7 separate regions of the Homo sapiens genome follow, and all the other regions are linked to region 7. Evidence: chromatin loops called from intact Hi-C (ENCODE). Cell type or tissue: PC-3. All regions are shown on one strand. Region 1 overlaps KCNMA1 (potassium calcium-activated channel subfamily M alpha 1). Region 2 overlaps KCNMA1 (potassium calcium-activated channel subfamily M alpha 1). Region 3 overlaps KCNMA1 (potassium calcium-activated channel subfamily M alpha 1). Region 4 overlaps KCNMA1 (potassium calcium-activated channel subfamily M alpha 1). Region 5 overlaps KCNMA1 (potassium calcium-activated channel subfamily M alpha 1). Region 6 overlaps KCNMA1 (potassium calcium-activated channel subfamily M alpha 1). Region 7 has its middle 4.5 kb from the start of KCNMA1.

Region 1 (4,000 bases), 150 kb before region 7:
ATGCTCATAATACCTTGTGAAATTTTACAAAGAAATTAAGCTTAGAGAAGTGAAATCATTCTCCTGTGGTCAAAGCCAGTGAATGGGGATTTGAACCAGGTAGCTGAACACAAGTCTAAGTTTATTAACCTGAATCCTCTGCTGGTTGTCTTGACTCTCTGGAAACTGATCATGTCTTCAGATTTCCCACAGTTCCTGGCACTAGGTTGAGCACTCTAAACAGATTCAATGCCAATTGCAGGCTTCTGACAAGGCTTCCTAAATGCAGAGCCCTGGCTGCAGATCAGGAGACCCTGGCCCCTCCAAGGGCACCCCGGCTAATCAGCCTCTTCTTCTGACTTCTGACTCCACCCCAGGACAGGCATGGTGCTTCGAAAGCAGAAGTAAGGCAGCAGAACACTTGGAGAAGCCTCGCTGAGGGCCAGGGCCTGGTGGTTCGGATGGCAGCAAGCTGCCCCCAGGGACCCAAAACCCAAAGGTCAGGAATGTAGTACTGGCCAGCCAGGGCAGGCACTGCTGTGTGGTAGAAGAGAAGTCCAGAACTGTGAGGCGTCAAGCGTGAGTTGGAGGCAGGATGGCAGTGAGAATGCACGCCCAACTGAGCGAGTGCGTGTGAGTGAATTATGTGTGTGGTTCAGTTTTAGGCACTGGGCAGATTTGCAAAGCTCATCACCCTCCTAGAGTTGCCTGCAAAAGGCCACATGTTTAACACCACGTCAATCAATCAACGGAGGTGCACTGGGTGGGGAGTGTGTGGCCAACCCAGCACGGGGAGCCGTGCAGCTGCAGGGAAGAGAGCATCTCTTTCCCCAGTGGCTCATGGTCATAGCCGAGGACACAAGACTGGCCCTTGTGGGAAAATTGAGGGGACCTGTTAAATGCTGACCTCTAATGTGGTTCCAGTTGAGTCACCATATTTCTTGTGAACCTCCAAAGCACTGGAAGACTTCTGGGCCTCGCGTGGCTGCAGGTGAAACATACAGCCAATCACTCCACCCTGGAGTCTTGGTTTCCTCCCCTGCAGAATGAGAGTGACGCTGATAAGACATCTCAGGCAGAGGCGAAGGAGGTGAGCCCTGTGGGAATTTCGGCTGCCCCTGTGCCAGGCTGAACAAGACAGGGCCTTTGCTTTCTGGGGGCTGATGAGTCATATAAAGGGGATAGAATCAAACACTCAAAAGACAATAACCGCAACACAGGGCTGGGTGAATAAATACACAACTGGCTACTCAGAATGGGATAACCATGGGAGAGGACTTTTAATGCCAAAGAAACTCACCACGTTGCCTTTGACTTTGAAAAGTGATCTGTGCTTAATCTGGCATTTCGCCAATTGGACCATGAGCAATGGGGTCCCAGTCCTCATTACCCAGTGCCTCCTTTGCTTCAGGCCAGGGCTGAATAGGTACTTAGGACATTCCTAAGAAGGACTGTGCAGGAGGAGGCTAGCCCAGCTGCCTGGCTAGCCTCAGCACACACATTCCCTGGAACAGCAGCCTCGCTTACTGCCAGACCCCACAGGGGTTTCTGCAGGGGCTGGACAAACGGGCACATGGGGATGAAAAGGGTAGAGTCCCCAGAGTCAGTCAATGTCAGTGAATTGGCAGCCGCTGCTCACAGAGCTGTCTGGATTCTTTGCAGCCCAGAGAGCACCTTTCACCACCCAGATGGGGAGGCCTTGCCAACCCTGAGCCCCTCAGGGAGGTCATACGTGTGATTCTCAGACACCAGAGGGAGCAGTTTTCCAGAGAGTGAAGAAATGGGATCCGGGAAGCTTGGTGAATTCGTCTGCTGGGGCTGCCATCATAAAGTATCAAAAACTGAGTTGGATTAAATAATAGAAATGCATTGTCTCACAGGTCTGGAGGCCAGAAGTCTGACATGGAGATGTCGTTGGGGTCAGTTCCTTCTGAGGGCTGTGAGGGCACATGTGTTCCAGGCCTCTCTCCTAGTTTTCTTGTCCTTCCTTGGCTTACAGATTCATCACCGCAATCTCTGCCTTCATCTTTATAGGCATTCTCCCTGTGTGCATGTCTGTCTCTGTGTCCAAAGTTCCCCTTTTTATAAATATGACACCAGTTATTTTGGGTTAGAGCCCACGCTAATGATCTCATCTTAACTTGATCATCTGCAAAGACCTTATTTCCAAATAAGGTCACATTCACAGGTACGGAGGGCTAGGACTTCATTATCTGTTGGGGAGACACAATTCAACCAATAATATTTGAGTTCCTCAAAGGAAAAACAGCTTTTTAAAAAGCCAAACTGAAATTCCTAACATTACTAATATACTGGAACAGAGTCCCAAGAAGTAGGCTCAATGTGTGAAGGAGCTTCCCGGTTCCAGCCCCCACGTTACCCCAGCCCAGGCCTTTGTGGCCTCCCGCCTGCACTGCTCTGTGATGGGCCCCTTGCCGGCTGCCCTGACTTGGCCTGTCTCCCTTCTGCTACCTCCGCATCAGGCTGCCACACCTTGCATCTCACCACCAGGTCCACCTCGGTCACGACACCTTCCTGGTCTAAAGGCCCCAGTGGCAGTCAACCACCCAGAGGGCTGACTGTGGCTCACTCCTTTTGACTTCAGCACCCTTGGTAATCTGCACCAACAGAAACATCGGCCAATGAGTGCCGTGATTTCTCTGCCCGTTTTCTCATTCATGAAAGGGAGAAAAAACGAACTCTCCATGCATCTACTCCCAACACATTCCCCTGAGAAGCCTGCGGGGAAGCTCCCTGGGAGCCCATTGCCAAAGCTTCCACCTCATGGAGCTGGCGTGTACACAGACAGGCACAGCCTGCCGTGCTGGGCCACCATACTGGTGACTGGCTGTGCTCTGGTCCCAGCCCAAGGGGTGGGCAAAAGAGGAAAGCCAGCCTCATGATGAGCAGAGGACAGGGAAGAGACCCCCACACCAGGGACTGACCCCTCCATTCCCTCAGAGGAAGCAGAGGCTACTGAGCCACCAGTACCCCCGCGGTTCCTCCCTGTAGTTGCTCATGGAAAGCCACCAGCCTCAGGAAGTCTTCCTGTGTGGAAGCTCACTGGCACCAAGGCAGGCTGAGCCCCTCTGCCAAAGGTTCTGGGCAGCCATCGGTCTGATAAAGACACAGAGCCCTCCTTGGAGGCCTGGAAGCCCCACCCCTAGAAGGTGGTCCTTGAAAGCTCTGTCACTCATTTCTTCTCCAGAGCCCCTGAAGCATCCTCCATGCAGCTGTGCCCACCTGACCATACAGCCTGGCCCTCCCTTAGCAGCACCCTGGACTCCATTCCTACCACCTCCTTGACAACAGAATCCTGTCTGTCACCCTCCTCACCAGGTGCGGGTCTTCAAGATAAGAGACCACCTCATGCATGTTACAAGGAATGCTCTAGAAGGAGCACCATTCAAGAAAGAGAGGACAGGGCCGGGCACGGTGGCTCACGCCTGTAATCCCAGCACTTTGGGAGGCCGAGATGGGCATATCACAAGGTCAGGAGATCGAGACCATACTGGCTAACATGGTGAAACCCCGTCTCTACTAAAAATACAAAAAAATTAGCCAGGTGTGGTGGCGGGCGCCTGTAGTCCCATCTACTTGGGAGACTGAGGCAGGAGAATGGCGTGAACCCGGGAGGCAAAGCTTGCAGTGAGCCAAGATTGCGCCACTGCACTGCAGCCTGGGTGACAGAGCGAGACACTGTCTCAAAAAAAAAAAAAAAAAAAAAAAAAAAGAGGACAGGTTGAGCGCCCTGTCAGACCAGTGGGCCCCCAAAGCTATATACCATGTTTGTTTACCTACTTGATTTCTCAACATCACTGTGAGGGAGCTATGAACATCCTCATTTTACATACAGGTAAGGTAACTGAAGTTCAGCTAGATTAAGTGTGTTGACCAGGACACAGCACTAGCAAGAGCCTGAGGACACCTGGCTCCTGCTGTCACCTGGCTGTCTTCACCTGGTGTCCCACAAGTACTTCAAACTCTGCTCTCCAAAGCTCTGCTCATTGTCTTCCCACTC
Region 2 (4,000 bases), 210 kb before region 7:
AACTCACTAAATTGATTTCATAATCCACTTAGAAAATTCCTCTTAGGGGAGTTCAGCTCCAACATCTAGCACATGCAATTTCTGAGTGCAGTGCACAGCAATTCTTCCCAAAGGCAGCCCTTCCTGGTGCACATCAGCATCATGGTGCTGTCCCAGCCCAGATGGTCACTTATATATTCCCCAGAGCCCTGAGCCTGGCTGGAGCACCCAGGCAGTGGAAAGTCAATACAGGCTGGGAATCAAGGACCCATTCAAAACAATGCTCACAGCAGACACAGAGTGAAGAGGCTTGCTTTAGAGTATGATAGAACTGAGCTCAAATCTCACCTCTGCTAGTTACTAACTCAGATGTTATTGGACGGGTTCTTAACCTCTGTGAGCTTCAGTGCCCTCCCCTGGAAGGGGGCACTATCAATATGCACCACAGAGGGTGTTAGCTGAGATGTGGAGATGACTTGGCACAGCACCCAGATACAGATACTGAATCAGTGCCAGTCAGTGGTGGTGGGAGGTCTTTGCTAACACCTCACAAGGGCCTTCCCTCCCCTCTCTTTTTGTCTCTATATTTAGAGATTCTACAACCTTCAGAAGAAATAGCAGTACTTCCTAGCACATAGGTAACACTCAACAAATGTCTGAACCAATTAAGCAAGGGCCCAGGCTTTTGCCCAATAAGTCATCCAATCCTGAGCATCCATCCATTCATTTATTTATTTATTTATTTATTTATTTATTTATTTATTTATTTATTGAGATGGAGTCTCGCTCTGTCACCCAGGCTGGAGTGCAGTGGCATGATCTCGGCTCACTGCTGCAACCTCCACCTCCCACGTTCAAGCAATTCTCCTGCCTCAGCTTCCCGAGTAGCTGGGACTACAGGTGCATGCCACCACGCCTGGCTAATTTTTGTATTTTTAGTAGAGACAGGGTTTCACCATGTTGGCCAGGATGGTCTTGATCTCCTGACCTTGTAATCCACCTGCCTCGGCCTCCCAAAGTGCTGGGATTACAGGTGTGAGCCACCATGCCCAGCTCTAAGCATCCTTTTGAAGGAAGATGTGTTTTATAATCCCTTCTAAATTCAGTGGCCAATAAAGTCTGCTCCGTGAATTACACTCATTCAATCACAGCTGATATCTCTAGATCAAGGACAATGCCCCTCTCTACAGGTGGGAAGACAAAACCAGGAGGTCCCAATGTGGCTTCTCCAAGGTTCCCCCAAAGTTACTGTCAGTGCAGAGCTGGGGTGACAGAGCCCCTGCTCATCACTGCCTATGTTGCCTTCCAAGAGAGAAGCAAGTTGCTCAATAAATAGCTCATCACCCTAAAAATAACGAGGTCTCTGATGAGACTTAGTCTCTAATGAAACTAAGCACAGGACTGAGGGGGTGAAGAGCAAGCAGAAAATGGATTTCCACCATGGGCTAGACTGTTCACGTGGCCCAGTGGTGGAGAGAATCCTTAGGGAAAGCCTAACTCCGAAGCCCAGAGAAGGAAGGAAAACTAATAAGGAGTGTGTTTTGCAGGCTGATTTTTCTGAAGTTATCCATAGGAAAATTCATTTATGTGAGAGGCTAATTAGTCATGACAGTGCTTTGCTCCAGACATAATTGCATTGGTCCCATGCAGTCTCTGTGGGTCAGCCTGTAATGGAATTTCCATTACCTATTGTGTTTTGGTTACTGGAGAAAAATGTGTGATTGGGGAAGAAAGAGGGATGAAGAGAAAACATGAAAGGCTGGAATACCTTGAATATCCATAAAAACCATCTGTGATTTTAAAACTTCATAAAGATGATGGATCTCTAAGAGCCAGATAGTCTTCTTGGAATCTGAGCTCTGTCTGCGGGAACTGCTCCTGGCAGGCAGTGGGTTTTGAAATCCAAGTTTGTCAGACCACAGAGCAAAGCGAGCTGCCCCAGCTTGGCCACTAGGGGTGGAAACAAGACCCAGGAAAGGGAGACTAAATGTTCTTCTCAACTAGCCACCAGCTCTCAGGCTGCCAGGAATGCTGGGCTGTGGTAAATGAATATATAGATATATAGATATATGGGTCTGGTGCCAGAAATGTGCAGGTCTGCAGGGATGAGTATGAAAGGCCTCACCTCTCCTGCCTTCTAGAGAATAATATACAGTTCAAGAGCCAAAGATGCCTGAGGGTGAACTGGTATGCCAAGTTCGGAAGGGTCACCAAACCACCTAATCCCCCAAGTGTTAGAGCCAGGAACAGAAGGGGGTTTTAAGTTCAGGGTTTCTCAACCTCAGCACAATTGTCACTTTGGCTAGATGGATAAACTTTTTGTTGTGGGAGGCTGTCCTGTATATTGCAGGAGGTTTGGCAGCATCCCTGGCATCTATCCAGTAGCTATTCTCCTCCATTCCACCCCCATCCTTAATTGTGACAACTAAAATGTCTCCCAACATGGCCAAACGTCCCCTCGAGGGCAAAATCGCCACCATTTGAACATCGCTGGTCTACCCTTACAATTCCCAAAGTAGAATTCCAAGGAATATTAATTTCATAAGCTTCTCCCCAACACAAGTATTCTATGGTCAACTAAGTTTGAGAATCACTGCATATTGTACCCTCTTTTGGAAATTCCCCATAGTAGTCTATTAAAGGCCCTAAAAAGTTCTGCAATAAGAAGAACACTATTTAATTGTTTTGTTTGACCTAACATCTTGCAAGCTTTCTCAAACAAAACCCCTTTATTCCTATATTTGCATCTTTCAGAGTTCCTGTTCCAAAGAATATTGTGATTTATATATATGTTAATATGTATCTATCATATATGTATATATATGATATATCAGGCAACCCAACCTTTCCATTGAACAAGAGGAACTGAAGCAATAAGCAAGTCAGGGTTCAAAATCCTACTAAGAGATGAGTGTCAGAGCCATGCATAGAAGCTGAAGTCCTGATTCCCAGTCTACCTCCTTCTCTTACACAAATGATTTAGATTAATCCTCAAGAAGATACAAGATACAAGAAACCATCCTCTCACAGCCATGTCACAATTTGGTTTGTGAAAGGAAAGTAAAATCTTGGGACCCTCAACTCACTATGCCAAAAGAAAGAGTGAACTTTGTCATGCAAAAGCTGCTTTCTCTTTGTTCCTAAACAGATTGCTGCAAGAGAGAAGGTCACCTATCTCCCCAGGTAGCCTCTCTCACCCTGACAATGTATCTTCACAGGTAAGGGACAAAGACAAGACTAGAAATCATCCCTCTGCCCACCTCAAGACAAATGCAGATCTGACTTCTTCTTCCTCTACTCTATGTTTACTTTATCTTATGTAAAATACAAGATTTACTGAGCAGGAGCCGAATGCACTATTGAGTGTCCCTCTTTTTGCTCCTTCCCACTCTCCTGCCTTTAAATACTGAAGTTCTCAAAACCCTCTTTGGAAAAAGCACAGGCCACAGAGTCTACTGTAGCCTTTATCTCTTTTTCCTGGGCTCATCCTCAACCTTGGCAAAATGAACCTCTAAATTGATTGAGAACTCTTTCAGACATGTTTTGGTTTATAGGCTCCACCACCACCATCCAGAATACTCACCTAGGAACAACGCCTAGTGAAACATCAGCATTTCTGTTCCCCAGGAGAACAGACAAAGCAGGCACTTTTTGCAGACATAGTTGAGAAGGACCTCACAGTGGTCATAACAAGGGAGGGTGCAAGGAGGCGCCATCCACTTACATCATGTCCATGCACCTGCTAATCTACTATAAGTACAACTCCCATGAGAATCACTAAAGCTGATTCGTCTTTGTATCAATGCAATACATCTTTGTATTGTGGCGAGCACAGAGTGGGCCTCCATTAAGTTAGGTGGAAGGAATAAACTGTTAGGCAACACATGCTAAGGACTTGTCCATCAACATGCCTTGATTATAATTCACAGATCGTCACCAACACAATAAAGCCTCCCCAATCCTCTCTGTCCTCTTCATGATTTTCTTGGGAAATATTCTACCCTGGCCTCTCCAGGCTGCA
Region 3 (4,000 bases), 340 kb before region 7:
CCCATGCTGTGCTCTGACCTTGCCTGACCTTGCCACCCTGAGTGTGACCTGCAGACCAGCAGCATCAGCATACCCAGGAAGTCAGTTAGAAATGTGAATTCTTGGGCCACAGACTTAAAGACTCAGAATTTGAGCCCATGGATTCTTGCTTCAGGGTCTGTGCTCTTCGCCACCACACTACACTGTTTCTCTTTATCAGCAATGAAATTGAGAACAGACTCATTGCAAGACGCTCATTGTCAGCTCCGTCCTCTACTGACTTCAAAACATCATCAGCTTTTCACATTAAATTTGTTTATCACCCGTCTCAGATACTATCTTTGATATCAGAGGTAAGACTGGCATTGTGGACAGATGTTTTCATGCCTTGACCCAAAAGGGTAACAAACATGGATACTGCAGGCCAACACGAAGGAATTGTGTTGATGGGCCATAAGAACCACAATGGGTCCCTTAAACCACACCTCAGCTACCTGATTTCCTGCACATAGGGCCAGAAATATACTAAGGGGAAAATGGTAGAAGGGAAAATGAGAACAAGAAAGAATGAGATACCCTGCAGGTGTCTTCCTCTACTAGGGAGGCCCCTGAGAAATGACTGAATGTTTTTAGCAAAAGATTAGAAGAATAATATTATCTTGCCATCTGTTATTGCTTATAGAGAGCCAATAAGTGTGTCTTAGAGATTCTGAGTTCCAGGGATGATCCCACTCAGGTTCCCTGACCCACTGTGAGTCATACCTCCATAGCAGAGGGGCCCCTAACCCCAGGATTTCCATGCCTTCTGCAAGCTGGTCTTTTAGATTTCATCAGCAGTCAGTCCTGTGGCCATGGAACGGGGAATGATCGATGACAGCCCACTGAAGGAGGACCTTCTTCTTGTTTGCTTGGTTCTGGGGAATGCATCTCCTAGGCAGGAGCAACACGTGCCATAATGGTAAAATAATTTGGGAAAAAATGGCAAAAAATATTTGCTTTTGCCTTAAATCTACCAAAAGTGGATCACAGGTTGAAAACTGCCTGATCTTGGTCGTTCGAAGCCCCTGAGTGGCTCAGTATTTGAACTCAGTGCAGCCCTGAGCAACCAATTAATATTTGCCCAGTGGGCAGGATTGACTTCAGTTACCTAAAGATGTTACTACTGCTCTTCTGGTTGCCCAGAGATTCCCACACCCCGTGTGCAGCACAGATCCAGCAGAGACTCCTTGCCAAAGGCCATTGCGGTCCAAGACCCCAAAGAGGAAGGCTCCAGAGGTGACTGCTGCTTGGGAAGTCAATATCGGACATGAGTGCTAGAACCAAGGTAATGCTTCCCAGACTTCACTATGCCCACCAGAGACCTGGAGAGCTTGTTAAAATTTTGACTGCTGGGCCAAGAGAGCTGGGGCTGAACCTGAGAATCTACATTTCTAACAAGTCTCCAGGGGATGGTGGTCGATGGACCACACTGAGAAGCACCATGTCTGAAAATCTTTTGAGCCAAACATTTTATTTCACCAATGAAGAATTTGGGACCAGAGAGGCTAACTAGTATGTCCAAAATCACCCAGCACATCAGTGACAGGGTTGGGACCAGGTGCCCTGACTCCTAGTTTCCACTGTGTTCCCACTCTATCAGCTTACCTTAAAACAGCAATCGTCATAGTCATTTTATGAACTATAACTCATTTTGAGTACCAAATGCTTTTCCTATTTCCTCTTCTTTATCTTTATAATCACCCTTTGAGGTTGAGGGCATGGGTCTCAACTTATAGAGAAAGAAACGAAGGTTGAAAAAAGTAACAACAACAATGAAAATTGGCTCTAGATCACAAGCCAAGGAGTAGAGCTGGATTCTACCCAGTTCTCTCTGACCTTGTGCTGTTCCTCTTTACATCTCTTCAGGTTCTCAGAGGGGAGCTCTCTCTACCAAAGGTTTAATGCAAGACCCACATAGTCACCTAGCTTACGGAAAGGACAGGCCTGAAGACTAGGGTAAAATTAAGATGATAAAACAGTGAACAAATATTTTAAAACTATGTCCAGGAGGAAAGCTAGAGGAAAGAGCCCTAAGCCCCAGCTGCTCCATAGGCTACCTGTCATTCTCTTTCCAAAACCTTTCAGGGGTTTAAGACCTAGAACCACGTGTCTGACACCACAGCCCTGTAAATTCTGTCCCCAAGAGTCCTGAGGCTCTGCGCAAACAAAATTAATAGCCTGCAAACTCTAAATGGGTGATTACAATCTATAAAGCAGCCCATAAAATGACATCATGGGGATTCATATTTATTTTCTCCCACTGATTTCCACTATAAATTTGCTTGGTTTATGAGTAGAAACAGTTTCTTCTGCTACGTGCCTGGGCATAAAGCTCACCTAAAGATGGAAACCTAAAGATGTCTGGGGCTCACTTCACCCCCAGTGGTGCTCTGGTCAATGGGACACACAGAAGAAACCTCCCAAGGAAGCTCTGGAAACCCCAAAGCAGCCACTGCCTCTACAAACATGCCCTGAGAGCCTGCTGAGCTGCAGGCTTCTGTGCTAGGTCTTGAGCAGTAGCCAACAAAATGGGGGTGGTCTCTGCCCTCAGGGACCTTGCAAGGGTCCCTGAAAGGGAAAGAGGAGACAGACACTAAACAGAAAACTACATGGATAACACATGGGGGTTCATTAGGGAATGCAAAGGGAAAGTACAGCAAGCTATGAGCTGTGGAACAGGAGCAGCTAACCTGATCTGGTAGGGGTGATGCCCAAGAAGGATGAGTAAGTGGAGGCTAAGCAAAAGGTGGGGAAAGGGAGAAGAGGAGAGACATTCCAAGTAGAGGGATCCACATGGGTAGAGCCCAGCTGTTTGCTGCTGTTGCAGTTGAGCCACATGAGTATCAAATAAAGAATGACAAAAATTCTGGGTCAGACAACACATATAGGATATAATAAGATTAGGTTTTCTTCCAAGTGCAATAGAAATAAATGAAGAGTTTTAAGAAAAGAATTAACATGATCAGAAAACCATCTTAGAAAGATTCTACCAGCCGCAGTTAGAAGAATGGATTTGACAGAGAGGGGGTGTTTAGGAGGGAATGTCAGCAGATTTGTAGGACACTATTGCAGTTGTCTACACAAGAAGTGATGGTGGCCTGAACTAGGTAAGAATAAATGGGCCACAGTGCTATCTAGGAGGTAGGACCGATTAGGGCTGTCAGACCCAGCTTACGCAAAAAGGGCAGGGCATTTAGGAGGTGCACAGTAGATAATGGTGATCACTGACCTACTGGCACTTGCAAATGCTTTGAATCCAATCTCATTAGCCAAGGTCAATACCTGGAAGCCACTCAGAAGCCAGTATTGGTACGAGGTCAAGTGACCACCTCACCAGTGCAACATAGCACACGCAGCTCAAGTCATCCCCAGACCAGTTGACACTCTCAACTTGCAAAAGAACACATGAGGTAGAATCCCTTTCCTTTAATTTAACCCAAGCTCTACTACTGCCTCAGTTCAAAGGTCATCAATTGCAAGATCAGCAGAAGGGGCATGGCTCCCTGAATCCCAACAAGGCTACAAGGGTTTTGGTTTTACATAGCTCATCCAAAGCCAGTCTCTTCTGGCCTTCAGAAATTTCTCCCTCTTCCAAGCTCCAAGGGCATTTATATCATCCCTGTACATGCAGACACAGTCCCCAACTTACAATGGCTCAACTTATGATTTTTTGAGTTTACAATACTCCAAAAGCAATGGGTATTCAGAAGAAGCTGTACTTCAAGTACCCATACGACCATTTTGTTTCCTACTTTAAGTGCAATATTCAATAAATTACATGCAATGTTCAACGCTTATCACAAAATAGGTGTTGGGTTAGATAATTTTGCCCAACTATGAGCTAATGTAAGTGTTCTGAGCACATTTAAGGTTTAAGGCTAGGCTAAGCCATGATGTTCAGTAGATGGAGTCTCGTTCCGTCACCCAGGCTGGAGTGCAGTGGCGCGATCTTGGCTCACTGCAAGCTCCACCTCCCAGGTTC
Region 4 (4,000 bases), 290 kb before region 7:
ACAGCCACCATCATCCCAACTAAGTTGGAAGGCCAAATGACAAAAGGAAACATAAGAACGCAATTACCTGAATGACAGATTAGAACTCAGGGATTATTTCTTGATCCAGGCTTAGTCAATGGAAGAGCTGGGACATGAACGCAGGCACAGTTGGTGAACAGTAGAGCCAGGATTCAGACTCAGGCAGCCTGGCTACAGGGCCTGTTTTCTTCAACCCCATGGCATCCTGCCTCTTTTTTTGGGGGGGGGGGTGGTGGGGGTGGAGGGGTGGGGATGGAGTCTTGTTCTGTCACCCAGGCTGGAGTTCAGTGAGTGGTGCAATCTCGGCTAACTGCAACCTCCGCCTCCTGGGTTCAAGCGATTCTCCTGCCTCAGCCTCCCAAGTAGCTGGGACTACAGATGCGTGCCACCACACCCAGCTAATTTTTGTATTTTTAGTAGAGACAGGGTTTCACCATGTTGGCCATGATGGCACGATGGTCTCGATCTCTTGACCTCGTGATCTGCCTGCCTCAGCATCCCAAAGTGCTGAAAGTGACAGGGTAAGGATTTGAAACTCAGGCCTGCCTGCCTGTCTCCAACCACTCAGTCTTTTCTTCAGCCACCCTGCGTCCGTTACAATTCACACACTGTTTGTCACCACTGGCTAATGGCTTTGGATATTTCTTCCTCTTATCAGTGTGAGACATCTGGGGAGGCTCCCCTTTTTTTCACCATTTGAGGACTGAAAGTAAATTTAGCTTCCTCAGCAGAAAGAAAAGAAGCTGTTTTGGAGGTTGGGAAGAGCTTTAGAAAATGCGGCATCACGTCTGTTGCCCCATTTGAAGAAAGCAGCTCTGGAAAAGGCCTAGGACATTAGTTGCTACAAAGTTCTAGATCATTCTGTGTGGTAAGTATGCCATCATGCCCATAGCACTCTTCTCTGTCCACAAAATTCGTCATATACTAATAAAGAATGGGTGTCTTTGGACAAAGTCAAAGCAAGTTTGTCCAGAGTACTAACTAAGAAGAGACTACAGAGGGAAGCAAAAGGTAGTTCAGTGGCTGAATTATCCAAGGAAAGGCCTAGAATTTGAGTTGTCATAGACTGAGCATCAAAGATTATGTCTTGGAGCTATATAGAACCTTTACTGCCCAAAAAAGAGAGACTATGGAAACTTCAGTGCTCTGGTAAACATTTCTTTGATGCCTTACCAAAACATATGCCTTCTGAGCATTTGATATGGTTTGGCTCTGTGTCCCCACCCAAATCTCATCTTGAATTGTATTCCCATAATTCCCACGTATTGTGGGAGGGATTCCGTGGGAGATAATCTGAATCACGGGGTGGTTTCCCCCATACTGTTCTCGTGGTAGCGAATAAATCTCATGAGATCTGATGGTTTTATCAGGGGTTTCCACTTTTGCATCCTCCTCATTTTTATCTTGCTGCTGTCAGGTAAAGAAGTGCCTTTCACCTCCCACTGTGATTCTGAGGCCTCCCCAGCCATGTGGAACTGTAAGTCCAATTTAACCTCTTTTTCTTCACAGTCTCAGGTATGTCTTTATCAGCAGTGTGAAAACGGACTAATATAGCATCCGTTGTCCACTTCCTCCTTCCATCAGTCTGCAAAATTCCATTTGGGGATCCATGTGGCTTCAGGGAAATCAACTTTATCAATGTTCTCTGTTCCGTGGCAGCAGTGATGGGTTCAGGGATGGGCATGTGACCTAAGCCAGTCCAATCAGAGTGACTCTCAGGTCTTGCTGAAAGTGCCTGGAAACGATGCCATTTCCTTCCTGTTGGGCATGATGAAGGAAGCATCTAGCCCCAGGAGCTCCTTCAGTCATATTAGGGCCTAAAAGGTGCCAGCCTTTGATAAAGACACCAAAGGATATGAAAGATAGCATAAGACAGAACGGAGAGATGGAAAGAAGCCAGATCCTTGGTGATATTGTTGAGCCAACAGATCAAGTTTGGCCTTAAGTCAGCCCTAATTCTGTGCTTTTCAATTAGATAAGACAATACATGCCCTTTATTATTTAAGCCTATTTGTGTTAGGAGTTCTAGTCTTTGCAAATGAAAGCACCTAACTAATACTAATGTAGATCTCTGTGGCCATCCTTCTGGTAAAAGGAGAAGGCAGAGTCAAGGGTGACATTACATTTCCTGAAACTGGCAGCTCCATCTCATAGAAAACTCACGCATTACTCAGTGAAAAAACGACCCCCTGTACACAATATCCACGTGGGAAACTCCTACTCACTCATCAAGACCCATCTCTAATGTCCCTTCTGTCTCCTAGACTACATTTACGTAAAATTAATCACTTCCTTCTGTTTTACTTCCATAGAGGCATATTACTCATTCTTTTATGTAACTATAAACACAGAGCAATTACATACAGCTCAAGGGCAGAGAATGTCTTATTCATCCCTAAATGCATCAAACCCAGCACAAGCACATAGATGCTGGATTCTCCAGGTTGCATGGCCTTTAACAAGTTCTCTACCATTCTGACCCTGTTTTCTCTCCTGTAAAATAGGGCTAATTGTATATGTCAGAGGATTGTTGTGAAAAATATCAATAACGGAAGCTACAGGAATTTCACTAAAATGTGTTTAATTATAGTAAAATTAAATTGATACATAATTTTGTAAATCTTCAATAGTCTTTAGCTCAATATTGATAGCCAAAAATTAAGCCTGGAGGATAGAAATAACTTCTTAACTCTACAGTTGGAAAAGTGTGGGCATAGAACTTGTCTTTGCCTTCTAGATCAGGTCTGTGTTGGTAAATTAGACACCGTGTGGCCTTTCAACATCCAGGAGCAAGATGGCAGGAGAATCATGCCAACAACTGAGGTACCTTGCAGGAAATCAAACAGGAAGAAATCACCCAATGGGATCAGCTGGGCAAACATGGGTCACCCCAGGTCTGGTCCCTCAAGTCTACCCAACCAAACCATATCATAGTGGATAGCTATTATCTTTACCTGACTAGCATTCATTGCCCCTTCTGGTATGCCCTATTCCCCACTCTCAATCCCTCTGTTTTAAGAATGCGCCCACCTCCACCTTCCATCTCCAGGAGTGATATCCACCCAGGTTTGCTCAGTAAGACTATGAGACCTATCTTCCTGGCTGTGGTGATTGGTTCAGAAGCAACATGCCAACCAACCTGATCCAATGAGAGTGAGTTCTAGGACTTTTGCTGGAACTACTGTATGTCTATATATAAAAGAGAATCTATCTTTCTATTGAAAGCCAAAGGTAAGAAGCCAATATGATATGCATTTGATTCTGTTACGGAAATCCACATAAAAGAAGGCTGCCCAAGTATAAAACCAACACAGAAGAAAGCAGAGGTAAGAGATGGAAAAAGAAATGAGTGAACCAGTGACAGCAAGAGACTGAAGAACATCATTTGATTGCCTGGAATCAGCTAAGCCTGAAGAGAAGCCTAACCCTAAGCTTTTCAGTTACCCAAGCCATCAAATTCCCATCCCCATTTTTTTGGTTCTTAAGCAGCTTGAACCATAGTTGTCTCACTTGCATGCAAGAGATCCCTGAAGATACATGCAGTTCCTCAGGTGAAGATTGCCATCAGTTAACAGATCCTGGCACCCATGGACCCTGGGACAGTCATTCTGGTAGCATCCTCTGGTAGAGAATAACATAGTCAAATCTGACAGTCAGAGAGTATCTGCCAGCCTCTGCTTAGATATAGCCCACTGAAAGGGAGAGATGATTAATTTAGCCTTGATTTCAAAACCTTGTCTTGTATATTCCATTCAGCACTTTTTATCTTCCTGTATTCCCCTGGTTCCTCTCTAGCTGAATAAAGAACAATTTTTAAAGCAAACATCTTCACTGTGTATCTAGCAAAGCTTTCTGCTTCATTGGAATATGTGATTTATTTAAAAAATTAAATTTCCCATGAGACGCAATAATTTAAATTAAGAGAAAAGCTTGTCTTTCTTAAACTTCAGTTTCTACATACAAATTGATGTTTTATAGA
Region 5 (4,000 bases), 230 kb before region 7:
GGATAGGCTGGTCTGGAACTCCTGACCTCAAGTGATCTGCCCGCCTCAGCCTCCCAAAGTGCTGGGATTACAGGCGTGAGCCACCACGCCTGGCTGCAAGGTAGGAATGTCATGAGGCTCAGAGAGATTGGGTAATTTTCCAAGATTACCCATCTTGTAAGTGGCAGAGCTGAAATTTCAATCTAGTCCATTCTAACTCTGAAGGCCATATTTTTTCTCTCTATTCCACACTGTCTTGGGATAGGTCCAATGTGCAAGAACAGAGATGGAATCTCCATATAAAATTCTGTTTACTACTACTACTGAAACAACCATCTCACAACCTATGGCTTCTAAGTAACAAAATCCTGTAGTACAGACATCTAAATTCAGTTATAATCCACTATGTACGGACAGAGAGTTGGAGAAATGGGCTAGGGGACGGGGATCCAACCTGGGAATACAATGCTCATTAGACATTAGATATGTTCTCAAATGGCCACATATGCTGCCTAAAATTAGTAAGGCAACCTCCAAACTTTCAGGGCTAATACATACATCCTGGCCAATGTGCCGTATTTGTAAAATAACAATCTCCTTCTCTTTCAATTAGCTTAATAAAATTGGAAAATATAAGTGACAGTCCAGAGTCCACTATCAGAGCCATAGAGACTTTGAATTGGATTAGTAGAGTCCTCAGCCAGGATGACCCTGGCAGGGTCCAAGACAGCCTGCTGTCCATCAGAGACTCGGAGACTCAGCTGCCAGTCTGCAGGGCAGCCCATCCTGCCCCAGAAGCTCAGCTCAAGACCTGCCCAGACAAGAAAACTGTGGCAGGGGCCCAGCAGGAAGGCAAAAATTACATTTGTTTCTCATCAGGGCAGACTGGGATATGGATAACCAAACACACAGGAAATCCCAAACCCTCATGTTCATAAAAGAATGCAGAAATCTTCGTGCCAAGTTAACTTTTACCGGAGGGAGCCCATTGCCATCCTGTAGACCAGGAGGAGGATCCAGCCCCCAAGGAGCCTCACTCTCCTCAGCAAAGGCTCCTGCAGGTAGCTCACAGGTGCTCTGTTCCCATGGGTCCTGCATGGCCACAGGGCAGTGCTGCCCCTGATGTGGTACGGAATGAAAAGCCTCAGTACAGCGCACTGTGTGTGTCAGTGGAAGACAACTGATGAAGGGCCTCTCCCAGGAAGAACTGTCCTTTTCTTTGACATTATATCGTTACTCCTTTGTTGGGTATTAACATGTCCTTTTAATGAAATGACAATGGTGGCAGAGCTGGCATTTGACAGTTTCTTTTTTTATGTTTTTGCTTGTCAAAATAAAAAGCTGGTGGCCTTGTGATATTCTGTTTTATAAAAATTCATTGATTATCCCACAAAAAGTCTAGGAACCACTCCCCTAGCCCAAATGCCTCATTCTACAGGCAGGAAATTTAAGGCCCCAATATTCCACACTCATAGTGGCCAGGTTCCCCTCGAAAAATGTGGCTTTCAGACTTCAGGGGCCCAGGGTGTGTCTGTCACACTAGCCAGAGGCAGCCTTGGGGCCAGGAAAGGTAGGGTCTGAGGGATGGAGGCATGGTCTCTCAGGGCTGGAGGAGCTCTGCAAGCTGCTGGCCCACACAATAGGGGAAAGGGGAAGGCAAGCATTTTCAGAGCTCAGGGCCATACCAACCGCCTGAGTTCCTGGCATCTAATGCCTTCACTACCACTACTGCAGGAAATGCACAGAACTATAACAACCTCCCGGGAAATACTACAAGTGTTACCGTGGCCCCAAGCCACCACCCAAGGGGCAACTGGGAAGAAAGAATTCAACCACAGATAGCAGATAGGATGAATTGTTTATGGTTGAATATTCCCTTCAGAGTCAACAGAGGACTCCAAGCAATTTGGAGTAAAAAGATGAGTAACCCGAGAGCAATGTAAGTCACAGCCCAGTGCCCCACACGGAAGGGAACACGGTCATCCCCTTCGCTGCTGTTCTTTGCTTCCCACCACTACCACCTTCATCACACACGTGTGCTTATTCTCTAGCAGTCAGGGCAGAGTCTGCCTGATTTGCCCACTCCACATCCTCAAAGCCTGAACAGCACCTAGCACACGGTGAGCATTTCACAGTGCACTGAAATAATAAATGAAGAAATTCTGTTTTTTGTTCTGTCCTGCTTTGTTTTCACTCTTCGCTCATATCTTCTGGAATCTCAAAAATCCTGCCAAGTCCACAATGCCCTAAGCATAGAAGTCAAACTCCTCAAGGCCTGATCTTCAAGGCCTGGAGCTGAGGCTGCCGGCTGCCCTCCCCACTCGTCACTGACCTGCTCTTCCACCTGACTTCTCGGCTATGACTTGGTCCTCCTGACTGCCACACCTCCGTGCTGGCTGTTCCCACTCCTGGGATGCTCTCCCCATTGCTCCCCAACCATCTTCATCCTCCCTGATCAAATCCCAGAGGTGCAGTGAAGTTCTCCTTCCTGGCTAGATCTCCCCAAAGCTCTCCCTGTCCTGTCTCCAGGGCCCACATCTGCTCCCCCAATTCCACATGGGACAGGTACTTAGCTGTCTTTTGGTCCATGCATGTTGCATTGCCCCAGTTAGCCTGGACAATCCTTGAAGGCAAGGCCTATATACCTTTTATGCCCAAAGTGTTTGGCATACAGCAATGTGCTTAACAGACACGTACCGATTGAGTAAATTAAATCTCTGCTCAGTGGGCACTGGAAAAGCAAGAGCTTTCCCAGGCATCACTGACGTCTGGGTAAACCAGGCCAGTTTCCATGACTTGAAGCTTAAACTGGGGGTTGGCTCCTAACTGCTGTTCCTCAGGGCAGCTACATTTTCAAATAAAAACACTAAATCCCAAATGAGATCAGATGACATGGAGCTTCTGAGAGGCACATGCCCTACCAGGCATGTCAGTCAAAAGAAAGATGAATGTTCTTGTTTACAAAAGGATTTGTCCCGTGCCAGGAAAATTTCCACCATGATTTAGGACCTAATCCAGTCTGTGCCTATAGACCTCACCAACTGAACATGTTCCCGCTTCTTCCATTTGCTGAACTTGGATGGGGCTTGGCTTCGGGTCAAAAGAGCTGTCCCAATTAGGTCGTCAGACAGCCTTTCCCCACACTTAAGATGATCCCCATTCAGGAAACCAAGGGCTAGCAAGACAGACAGACTTTGGGAGGCAGAAAGATGGCCAGGTTACCAGGCATACAGCGGCAGTCAGGATCTACCGCTCCGAGCACAGCCCAGCCTGAGGAACCAGGCTCCCAGAGCTGCCCTGCTCCCTGGACTCTGCCTCTGACCTCACCCCTTGGAAGAACTGGCTGGGTTCCAAAACTTCAGCCTCTATGTCCCTGGGTTCCCACACACCCTAGTTTGGATCTAGGTCTCCAACACAGCAGCCAAACACAAGAGAGTCCAGAGCAGTTGCTAATGTGAAATAAAAACAATTCAACAGCCCAGGGAAAGGAGACAGGACTTCTTTTTCCATTGGATTCAGAGAACTCCTTCTCCTTTTCCTTCTCGATCCCTAATGGGAGTTAAGGATGGCAAGCGCCTGGCCCTGCAAAGCCTCAACTCTCTACTTGGCTCCGCTAGACCCATCAATCTTCTCTCCATGGCCTGGGACCCCTCCAACCCTGGACGTCGAGAGAGACTCGGCAGCTGTGAGAACCTTCTTTCTCAAGTAAGGTTTTTTTCCAAAATTATATCAGGTTTCCTTCTACCCCAGCTTGTCAGTGGGGGACTCTTTTGCCTAACATGGTTGAGGAATGTCTTAGAAACTGGTGTGATTCAATCTGGCTTCTGATGAGGTTTTCCACCCAGACAGAGCTCACCGAGTGTCTGGAAGTGTCGGTTCCCTACACCCAGGGGCATCCACACCCTGTCCCCATCTCCAGACCTCAGTGAGGAGGATACCCTTGACAAAGTGGCTGGTCCAGCCCTACGATGAAGTTGGATCCAGAAAAAGAGCCAAGAGGAAGCCAAAAGGACTTGCCCAC
Region 6 (4,000 bases), 120 kb before region 7:
AAAATACTCTCAGGCAAGTGATACATGAAGTCATGAACACTCTAGTATGAATCCGTCACTTCTCTCTAGGGGCTGCTCAGAAATCTAGGAGCACGTGTTAGTACTGAGGGAAGGGGACAGGGCCGAAGGAAGAAGCCCACAGGCTGCCTGCCCAAGCACAGGACTGGAAGGGAGGAGGCCTGGGTGTGGTGCCAGCTCTGTCCCCAGCTTCTGGGTAACCTCTCTAAGCATCCGTTTCTTCATGACTTAGAGCTGAGAGGGAGCTCTTGGTCACCTATGCTTTGGGGACTCCAGCGGGGAGGAAATGAGTCAATTAGGAGGACATGAAGTTGGCTGCCTCCTCACTTTGCCATCAAAGACAATAGGTCTATGTTCTGATCCCTGCCTCAGACAAAATGGAGAAAACCCAAAGATAGTGGGAAGCCGCCTGCACTGTATGAATGCACGCTTGGAGAAGACTGTCTCCCTGCTGCCCAGCACCCACTGTCCACGCATGGTTACTATTAGAAAGTTAATCATGGAAAATGCTGAGGTCTCTTTCCCCAGCCCTGCACCTCTCAGCTCCACACTACAATTTCATCTTCCATATAGTGTTACCAGACAGTGCCATTGGCTCCGTCCACTCACTTGTCCCAGGCCTTTATGACCTTTCCATTCAAGCCACACACCACGTCTGCTCCACAGAGCTGTAAGACACACTGGCTTCAGCCCGCCTGGCCTGGGCCAGCACGCTGACATTTTCCATGAGTCCACATCAGCCAGTGAAATGCTCAGAGGGGATTAAGGCAACCTTCTCCATCACCCCCGAGTTGCTTTAGGAAAGAGAATAACAGCACTGACCCCTCCATTGGCAGCTGGTGATATCCACACACCATCTCTATCCAGAGATGAAAGGCTCCTTCTCCATCCTTGACTTGCAAAACAGGGATTATTTCCCACCTCACGCTTTCTGAAATATCACCAAAGATGCAGCTGTGTTTGAAGGCCAGCCTCATAAAAGGCGTAGGACCCACGTGTCAGTCAACACTCCACTGAGAAGATAATTGATTTTTTTTTTGTTTTATGATTATTTGCGGGCACTGGTTCTCTTTCCATTAGCCTGGATAATCGAGGGAAGACTGTAAAGAGTATTAATATCACGGCCAAGGTCACTCAGCTGGCTCCTGCTGCCATTCCAACCCAAAGGCTGAATTACTATGGCTTTTACTAATAATAACAAGAACAATAAATAACATGAGTGATTATAAAGCCAGGGAACTCTGCAATTACCTCAACAATTAACACATCCCTTCGTGAAACACAGAACAGAAAAAATTTTCAAAGGTTCAAGTTAGAAAACTTCTGCATTCTGTTTGGTGCAAGTGACAGTCAGAAAAGGGCCTTGTTTGAGGGTATGCAGTGTGAGAGTATGCAGTGTGAGGGTATACATGAGGTCTGCAGTATGCAGTGCAGTGTGAGGGTATGCAGTGTGAGGTGTGCAGTATGCAGCGTGAGGGTATGCAGTGTGAGGTCTGGGGTATGCAGTGTGAGGGTGTGCAGTGTGAGGTCTGGCATATGCAGTGTGAGGGCTGGGGTATGCAGTGTGAGGGTGTGCAGTGTGAGGGTGTGCAGTGTGAGGGTGTGCAGTGTGAGGTCTGGAGTATGCAGTGTGAGGGTGTGCAGTGTGAGGTCCGGGGTATGCAGTGTGAGGGTGTGCAGTGTGAGGTCTGGCATATGCAGTGTGAGGGCTGGGGTATGCAGTGTGAGGGTGTGCAGTGTGAGGTCTGGGGTATGCAGTGTGAGGGTATGCAGTGTGAGGTCTGGGGTGTGCAGTGTGAGGTCTGGGATATGTGGTGTGAGGGTATGCAGTGTGAGGGTGTGCAGTGTGAGGGTATCCAGTGTGAGGTCTGGGGTATGCAATGTGAGGTCTGGGGCTGGCTCCAGTTGGTTTCCAACTTTACCAGGTGTGTGGCCCGGGCAAGTCACTTCATCTCAGCAGGTTCCTGCACATAGGGGCTGGTGAGGACTCAAGGATAAGGCACACTAAAGGGCTTGGCACAGTGACCAGCAGGTAGCAGCACTCTCTAAGTATTAGCTGCCATTGTTGTCTTTATCATTAATGTAACTACATCTTAATTAGGAATGATGGGATCTCATTTGGCCCCCACACCAATCCAGGAATTGAGATGAGAATAGTGTTTCCTCTACCATCCATCAGCCAATATCCAGCAGCCACCCCAGGGGAGGCCACTGGTCATCCCACGCCATATAAAGTTCACTGCCCCTGGATGGTAGGCTCACCCCAAGCCTGCTCCCTCATCCTCATTCCCATCCTCAACAGAGAGGAAAGTCCACCACTGTCTCCATTTTAAAGAGGCAGCCTGTGACATCCAAGAGACCTTCCAGCCTCAGGGAAAGGCGTGAACAAGAGCTCCAGCTGGGTCTTTACAGATGAAGCCCCACTTTGGTACCTCTTCTCCTAACAACCCCAGCTTTTGGAAGACATCAAAATTCCAAAGGCTCAGCTGCAGAAAGATCTTCCAAATTTCTCATTATAGTTATTCCCTGAAAGGCCAAGAGCTTTATTCTTCATCCATTTACTCAACACTTTCATGGAGCAACTGCTACGACGTGTCAGCCTCTGCAGGAGGCAGCTTTAAACTAAGTGTGACAGATGAGAAAGAACCATAACACACAAAGCAGGGAGAACAGTGATTCCAGCCAAAGAAAACAGCATGTGCAAAGGCCCTGAGGTGCATAAAATTTGGCATGTTCTCTGTGGATAGGGTTCTAAATCATGTCCAGGACAGGGGGACACCTTTGTGTCACCCTCATCTGAAAGCAACCTTTAAGAAGCCACAGGACAGACTGTCTTCAACTCAGAAAACCTCCCTGATACCCATCTTCCATCCTCCACCCCTACATTCTCACTCTTGTCTGGTTTCCTCAGTTACCATCCTGGTGCCTAATTTCTGGTGGCAGCAAAGTGCAAGATTAGAGGCCCACACACTAGTGCCCGGAAGCTTGGGCTTCAATCCCAGATCCGCCAATTATGGCTTCAGTGGTTTGGGGCAAGTGATTTAACTGCCTCTCTGTGCCTCAGTTTCCTCATCTGTAAACCATGGATAACAGAGAACCTCTTTGGAGATCTGCTGTAAGGATCGGACAAGTAAAAAGAAGTGAGGCTCTTGGATAAATAAATATCTAAGGCACATAGAAGTTCCCTGAAAATGTGGGCATTATCAATATTTATTTTAAGCATCATCATTTTTCTTATTATATTCCCTTTCTCCATCTGGTCCCTTGAGAGTGATGACTCGGTTGAATGAATGACACCCACCCCAGTTTCTCACCCCATCTCCCAACACCAGGATCCTTTTGCCTAGTGGGTGGTTATCACTTAGATGTGCCCATCCCCAAACCTCACTTGATATAGTGATTTCTGGAGACCCTAAGAGGACTCAGGGACCAGGCACGGTGGCTCATGCCTGTAATCCCAGCACTTTGGGAGGTCGAGGCAGGTAGATCACCTGAGGTCAGGAGTTTCAGACCAGCCTGGCCAACATGGCAAAACCTATCTCTACTAAAAATACAAAAATTAGCCAGGCGTGGTGGCAGGTCCCTGTAATCCCAGCTGCTCAGGAGGCTGAGGCAGGAGAATCACTTGAACCCAGGAGGCGGAGGTTGCAGTGAGCCAAGATCATGTCACTGCACTACTCCAGCCTGGGTGACAGAGCAAGACTCCATCTCAAAATAAATAAATAAATAAATAAATAAATAAGACTCAGGGGACTTCCTGCACATTCCCATGAGCCATGAGCCATCTCCAACACCTTGGGGCAGAGTAGGGGACTCTATGACTCCACTGGGGAAGGGGTCCTGCAATGGGGCCTGAGATGTGCTTTCCCCCAGCTGACACTCTTTTCCTTATTTAACTTTTTCAAAAACTCCCCCAAATGTTTTGCCTTTTCATTTGCCTCGCCTCCTCCTTAACACTCTCCACCTGCCCCAAAATCCCCAG
Region 7 (4,000 bases):
CCCTGAAATGCCAGTCTGGGGTCTACTGGTAAGCAGCCGATGGCCGTGACTTCTGTCACCCCAACTGCAGGATCTATAGCTTTTTCTCCTCCATCATCACCTTCATCACCTCAGCATCTTTGGAGAGGGTGCTTGGAGGCCCCTCAGATGCCATCTCCTGCTCTCTTCATCACCCCTGCCTCTGCTGATTGAAGCTTTTAGCAACTTCTGTGCTGTCCAAAGCCTCGGCTTAGTCAGGAATCATCAGAAACTCTCAGTGTTGATGTCAATATCCTTTCCTTCCTACAATCCCCAGTCTCTCACCTCCTCCCTGAATGGCCTGGCTGGTAAGCACTGAGAGAGTGCTACCATCCACCAGAAATAGACATTCCCAGGCCTTTGCCCAGTTCTCTCTGGCCATTTCCACATTGTTCACAAACTTTTGCACCACTTCCAGAAAACTTGGCCCCTGGCATTACAAATTTAGGAAAAGGCTCTGCACAGACAGAACCTCAAACTTAAAAGGAACCTTAGGTATCTTTGATTTGATGTGTTTCTTCATTTATACAATCAAAATAAAGCCAGAAACTTCCCTGCCTACCTCGAAGGGTTATATGTGAGGATGAAAAAGAAGGCTGGGCATGGTAGCTCACTCCTGTAATCCCAGCACTTTGGGAGGCTGAGGCGGTGGGATCACCTGAGGTCAGGAGTTCAAGACCAGCCTGGCAAACGTGGTGAAACCCCATCTCTACTAATAATACAAAAATTAACTGGGCATGGTGGCACATGTCTGTAATCCCAGCTACTCGGGAGGCTGAGGTATAAGAATCGCTTGAACTCGGGAGGCGGAGGTTGCAGTGAGCCGAAATTGCACCACTGCACTCCAGTCTGGATGACAGAGTGAAACTGTCAGAAAGAAGAAAGAAAGAAAAGAAAGAAAAAAGAAAAAGGAAGGAAGGAAATATTATACAGATCTTAACTATAATTACTGTGACCCCAAAAATGGACAGGCAAGTCTAACCAGATCTTCTGACCCCTGAGCTCGTAATTGTATGTGCACATGCCTGCATGTCATGCTGTCCACAGCATGTCCACAGCCAGACTGTGGCCAGACTCCAGGGCACAGCAGAGCCCCTCCAGCCTAAATGAGCTCTCTGACTACCCAACACCACTCCTTTTCTTGCCAGTCCCTGGACAGCCTTGGAAATGGGAAAGGTATAGAGAAGCACTCTAAGCCCAGCACATCTTCCCCTAATGTAGGTGTGTCTGCAGGCTGGAAATTGAGGTCCATTGCACAAGAACTGAAAGTCTCAACAGAAGTAGAAACTTCACCCTCTGTTCTGAAAACACCACGAGCCTTATTTTTATTTCTAAATTCATTCAAAAGCTTCCCAGAGAGAAGGGCAGCCTCTGTACCATGTGCATGTGTGTCTATGGCAGCTCTCAAAGCAAATCAGAGGTTTCAAGCTTAAATATTCTAATCTGAACAGTCCTAACTGATTTAAAAGAAGTAAAAGGAAGTGCATAAACATACATACTAAAAAAGCAGAGTGACTAAGGTAAAAGGAGAACAAAAAAGATTATTTGCTAAAATGTTGGCCAGCATCGCAATTAATGTGCAATGGATTTTCTTTTCCTCCAACCTGGACCTAGTTCCAATACTCTGACATCAATCTTCGCGATTTTGCGATGGAGAAGCCAGGTGGTGACTCTTTAAATGATCTAGCGCCCTCTGGTGGATTTTCCTGGCACATGACATTATTTCATGAATGTTCAAAAAAGGGACTTAATTTAACAGTCTGAAATTTGAGATATGAAAATTCCAAGAGGAAAACCCTGCTGGAAAAAAAAAACTACAGGGAGTAGGAAGGAGGCATGGATCAGGAAGATGTTGGTCCAAGGATACAAAAATTCAGTTATACAGGAGGAATAATTTCAAGAGATCTAATTGTGCAACATGGTGACTACTGTGGATAAACAATGTTTTTTTGTATACTTGAAAACCACTGAGAGATTTTAAGTCTTCTCATCACAGGTAAATGATAAGTATGTGAGGTAATACATGTGTTAATTTACTTAAGTTAGCCATTCCACAATGTATGTGTATTTTGAAACATCATGTACACCATAAACACACTTTTTGTCACTTAAAAAAATAAGAAAAATTGATAAAAAAACAACAAAACCCTACAGCTTCAACAGTATGAATTATCTAGTTACCAGTCCTACCAGCATATAAGCTGTTGTGGATAAAGGCAGCTAACAAAGTTCATGTTATTACTATGACTTGATGTCAGATCTCAACTGTTACTGCCACCAGTAACCCTGCCCTTCCTTGAATCACCACTGTGTTTTCTTTTAAAGTCAGCAGTATCCCTCTTTCTAACCACCCTTGGTCTTCACAGTCTCTTTGTGAAGTAAAAAAGTGCAGTAGTGGCCAGGCGCGGTGGCTCACGCCTGTAATCCCAACACTTTGGGAGGCTGAGGCGGGCAGATCACCTGATGTCAGGAGTTCGAGACCAGCCTGGCCAACATGGCAAAACCCCATCTCCACTAAAAATATAAAAATTGGCTGGGCGCGGTGGCTGACGCCTGTAATCCCAGCACTTTGGGAGGCCAAGGCAGGTGGATCACGAGGTCAGGAGATCAAGACCATCCTGGCTAACACAGTGAAACCCTGTCTCTACTAAAAATACAAAAAATTAGCCGGGCGTGGTGGTGGATGCCTGTAGTCCCAGCTACTTGGGAGGCTGAGGCAGGAGAATGGTGTGAACCCGGGAGGCAGAGCTTGCAGTGAGCCGAGATTGCGCCACTGCACTCCAGCCTGGGCGACAGAGCGAGACTCCATCTCAAAAAAAAAAAAAAAAAATAGCTGGATGTGGTGGCGCATGCCTGTAAGCCCAGCTACTCAGGAGGCTGAGGCAGGAGAATTGCTTGAACTGGGGAGATGGAGGTTGCAGTGAGTCAAGATCGCACCACTGTACTCCAACTGGCAACAGAGCGAGACTCTGTCTCAAAAAAAAAAAAAAAAAAGGCTGTAGCTATTTTCCCACTTTACAGGTGAGAAAACTGAGGCTTAGCTCTGCCAGGTTACTTGGCACGACAAGGAAAGTCTGTTACCTCTGAAGTGATTTATCTGTTTGTAATTTATAATGCTGGAGAGTGGGACTTACAGAACAAGCTTTCACATGCTTACATTTTTATAGATATTTATTTTATATTTACTTCTGCTTGTAAGAATAATTCATATGTATTATAAACTTTGGAATATAAAAGTTTCATATAAGCTTCAAGTCAGTGACAAGAAAAAAGAATATGTCACATAGAATCTTACCACCCCAAAATAACCACTATTAATATTTTTATATATTTATCTCATACCTTTTCCTTGGGTGTGTATTTCTGCAAAATTAGGGTTAGATTAAACATCTAACTTTTATCCTATTTTCCCTTAACATGAAACTGTTAGCATTTTCTCTAAGTCATTAAATATCATGGAAAACACTATTTTAAAAAATGATAATTGGATAACATTTCAGTAGATGGCATACTCCTGGCATTTAGATGATTCCAAAGTTTAATATGTTTTAAAATAAATTATAAAACTGTGTGCAAATGACTTCTAGTTGTCAAAAAAGATGTCCAGAAGATTTCCACTGACATGCTTCCATCCTGTCTCCAGTGCCTCGGGAGAGCAGGTGTGTGTAGGAAAGAGGTGCCTGTGGCAGTCAGTCTGGCCGTGGGATACTTCCCAGCCCTGCCCCAGGTCACTGGCCTCAGATCAGCCAATTGTGATGAAGAAGCTTTGAGCCAGGGCATGTTACCCGCAAAGTAATTCTCTTCTTTTCTAACACATCAAAGCCAGTGCATTGGAAGAAAATAATGCTGTGGTCTCATCGTATCCTCCTCAATCATTGCGCCACCTGCCTGCCAAGATACAAACTTGCAAGAACATCATCTTCATTCCCCAAAGGACATCCATGGCTAGGTCAAAGAAGGCACAGCTCAGGCACAATGCCCT

What was found. A loop is a pair of places that touch in the nucleus more often than their neighbours do. Peaks named below come from ENCODE experiments on the same cell type or tissue, not always from the same donor. Only the 100,000 strongest peaks of a DNase experiment are listed, where the experiment ranks them.
Region 1: it touches region 7 in a loop (6-fold over the local background); 44 of 110 quality-filtered maps call a loop at or near these places.
Region 2: a loop joins it to region 7, with 6 times the contacts of the local background. A loop is called at or near these places in 9 of 110 quality-filtered maps.
Region 3: a loop joins it to region 7, with 3 times the contacts of the local background. A loop is called at or near these places in 2 of 110 quality-filtered maps.
Region 4: it touches region 7 in a loop (4-fold over the local background); 2 of 110 quality-filtered maps call a loop at or near these places.
Region 5: a loop joins it to region 7, with 4 times the contacts of the local background. A loop is called at or near these places in 8 of 110 quality-filtered maps.
Region 6: it touches region 7 in a loop (5-fold over the local background); 14 of 110 quality-filtered maps call a loop at or near these places.

The regions. Positions count from the first base shown.
Region 1 is chr10:77,492,912-77,496,911 of GRCh38, forward strand. All of the region lies in intron 1 of KCNMA1 (potassium calcium-activated channel subfamily M alpha 1), which reads right to left. Among named protein-coding and RNA genes, the nearest start is that of KCNMA1, 140 kb to the right of the region's middle. In PC-3, a CTCF peak has its summit at 1,719 (motif pointing right); a DNase peak (open chromatin) is centred at 1,730.
Region 2 is chr10:77,427,017-77,431,016 of GRCh38, forward strand. All of the region lies in intron 1 of KCNMA1 (potassium calcium-activated channel subfamily M alpha 1), which reads right to left. Among named protein-coding and RNA genes, the nearest start is that of KCNMA1-AS3, 78 kb to the left of the region's middle. In PC-3, CTCF peaks have their summits at 1,913, 2,122 and 3,702; a DNase peak (open chromatin) is centred at 1,945.
Region 3 is chr10:77,303,646-77,307,645 of GRCh38, forward strand. The region is part of intron 2 of KCNMA1 (potassium calcium-activated channel subfamily M alpha 1); the gene reads right to left. Among named protein-coding and RNA genes, the nearest start is that of KCNMA1-AS3, 45 kb to the right of the region's middle. In PC-3, no CTCF peak of the experiment used is centred here; DNase peaks (open chromatin) are centred at 2,226 and 2,766; H3K4me3 peaks cover 352 bases; H3K27ac peaks cover 715 bases.
Region 4 is chr10:77,353,731-77,357,730 of GRCh38, forward strand. The region is part of intron 2 of KCNMA1 (potassium calcium-activated channel subfamily M alpha 1); the gene reads right to left. It overlaps KCNMA1-AS3 (KCNMA1 antisense RNA 3), which reads left to right. Exons shown (of 6, transcript NR_126365.1): 2 at 680-889; 3 at 1,439-1,498. Among named protein-coding and RNA genes, the nearest start is that of KCNMA1-AS3, 4.9 kb to the left of the region's middle. In PC-3, no CTCF peak of the experiment used is centred here; a DNase peak (open chromatin) is centred at 2,311; H3K27ac peaks cover 3,426 bases.
Region 5 is chr10:77,414,695-77,418,694 of GRCh38, forward strand. All of the region lies in intron 1 of KCNMA1 (potassium calcium-activated channel subfamily M alpha 1), which reads right to left. Among named protein-coding and RNA genes, the nearest start is that of KCNMA1-AS3, 66 kb to the left of the region's middle. In PC-3, no CTCF peak of the experiment used is centred here; DNase peaks (open chromatin) are centred at 1,857 and 2,927; H3K4me3 peaks cover 1,225 bases; H3K27ac peaks cover 2,980 bases.
Region 6 is chr10:77,518,449-77,522,448 of GRCh38, forward strand. The region is part of intron 1 of KCNMA1 (potassium calcium-activated channel subfamily M alpha 1); the gene reads right to left. LOC124902464 (a long non-coding RNA gene) reads right to left here. Exons shown (of 2, transcript XR_007062205.1): 2 at 1-4,000. Among named protein-coding and RNA genes, the nearest start is that of KCNMA1, 120 kb to the right of the region's middle. In PC-3, a CTCF peak has its summit at 2,046 (motif pointing right); a DNase peak (open chromatin) is centred at 293.
Region 7 is chr10:77,640,289-77,644,288 of GRCh38, forward strand. No RefSeq gene overlaps it. Among named protein-coding and RNA genes, the nearest start is that of KCNMA1, 4.5 kb to the left of the region's middle. In PC-3, CTCF peaks have their summits at 1,714 (motif pointing left), 1,915 and 3,910; DNase peaks (open chromatin) are centred at 1,693 and 3,903; H3K27ac peaks cover 501 bases.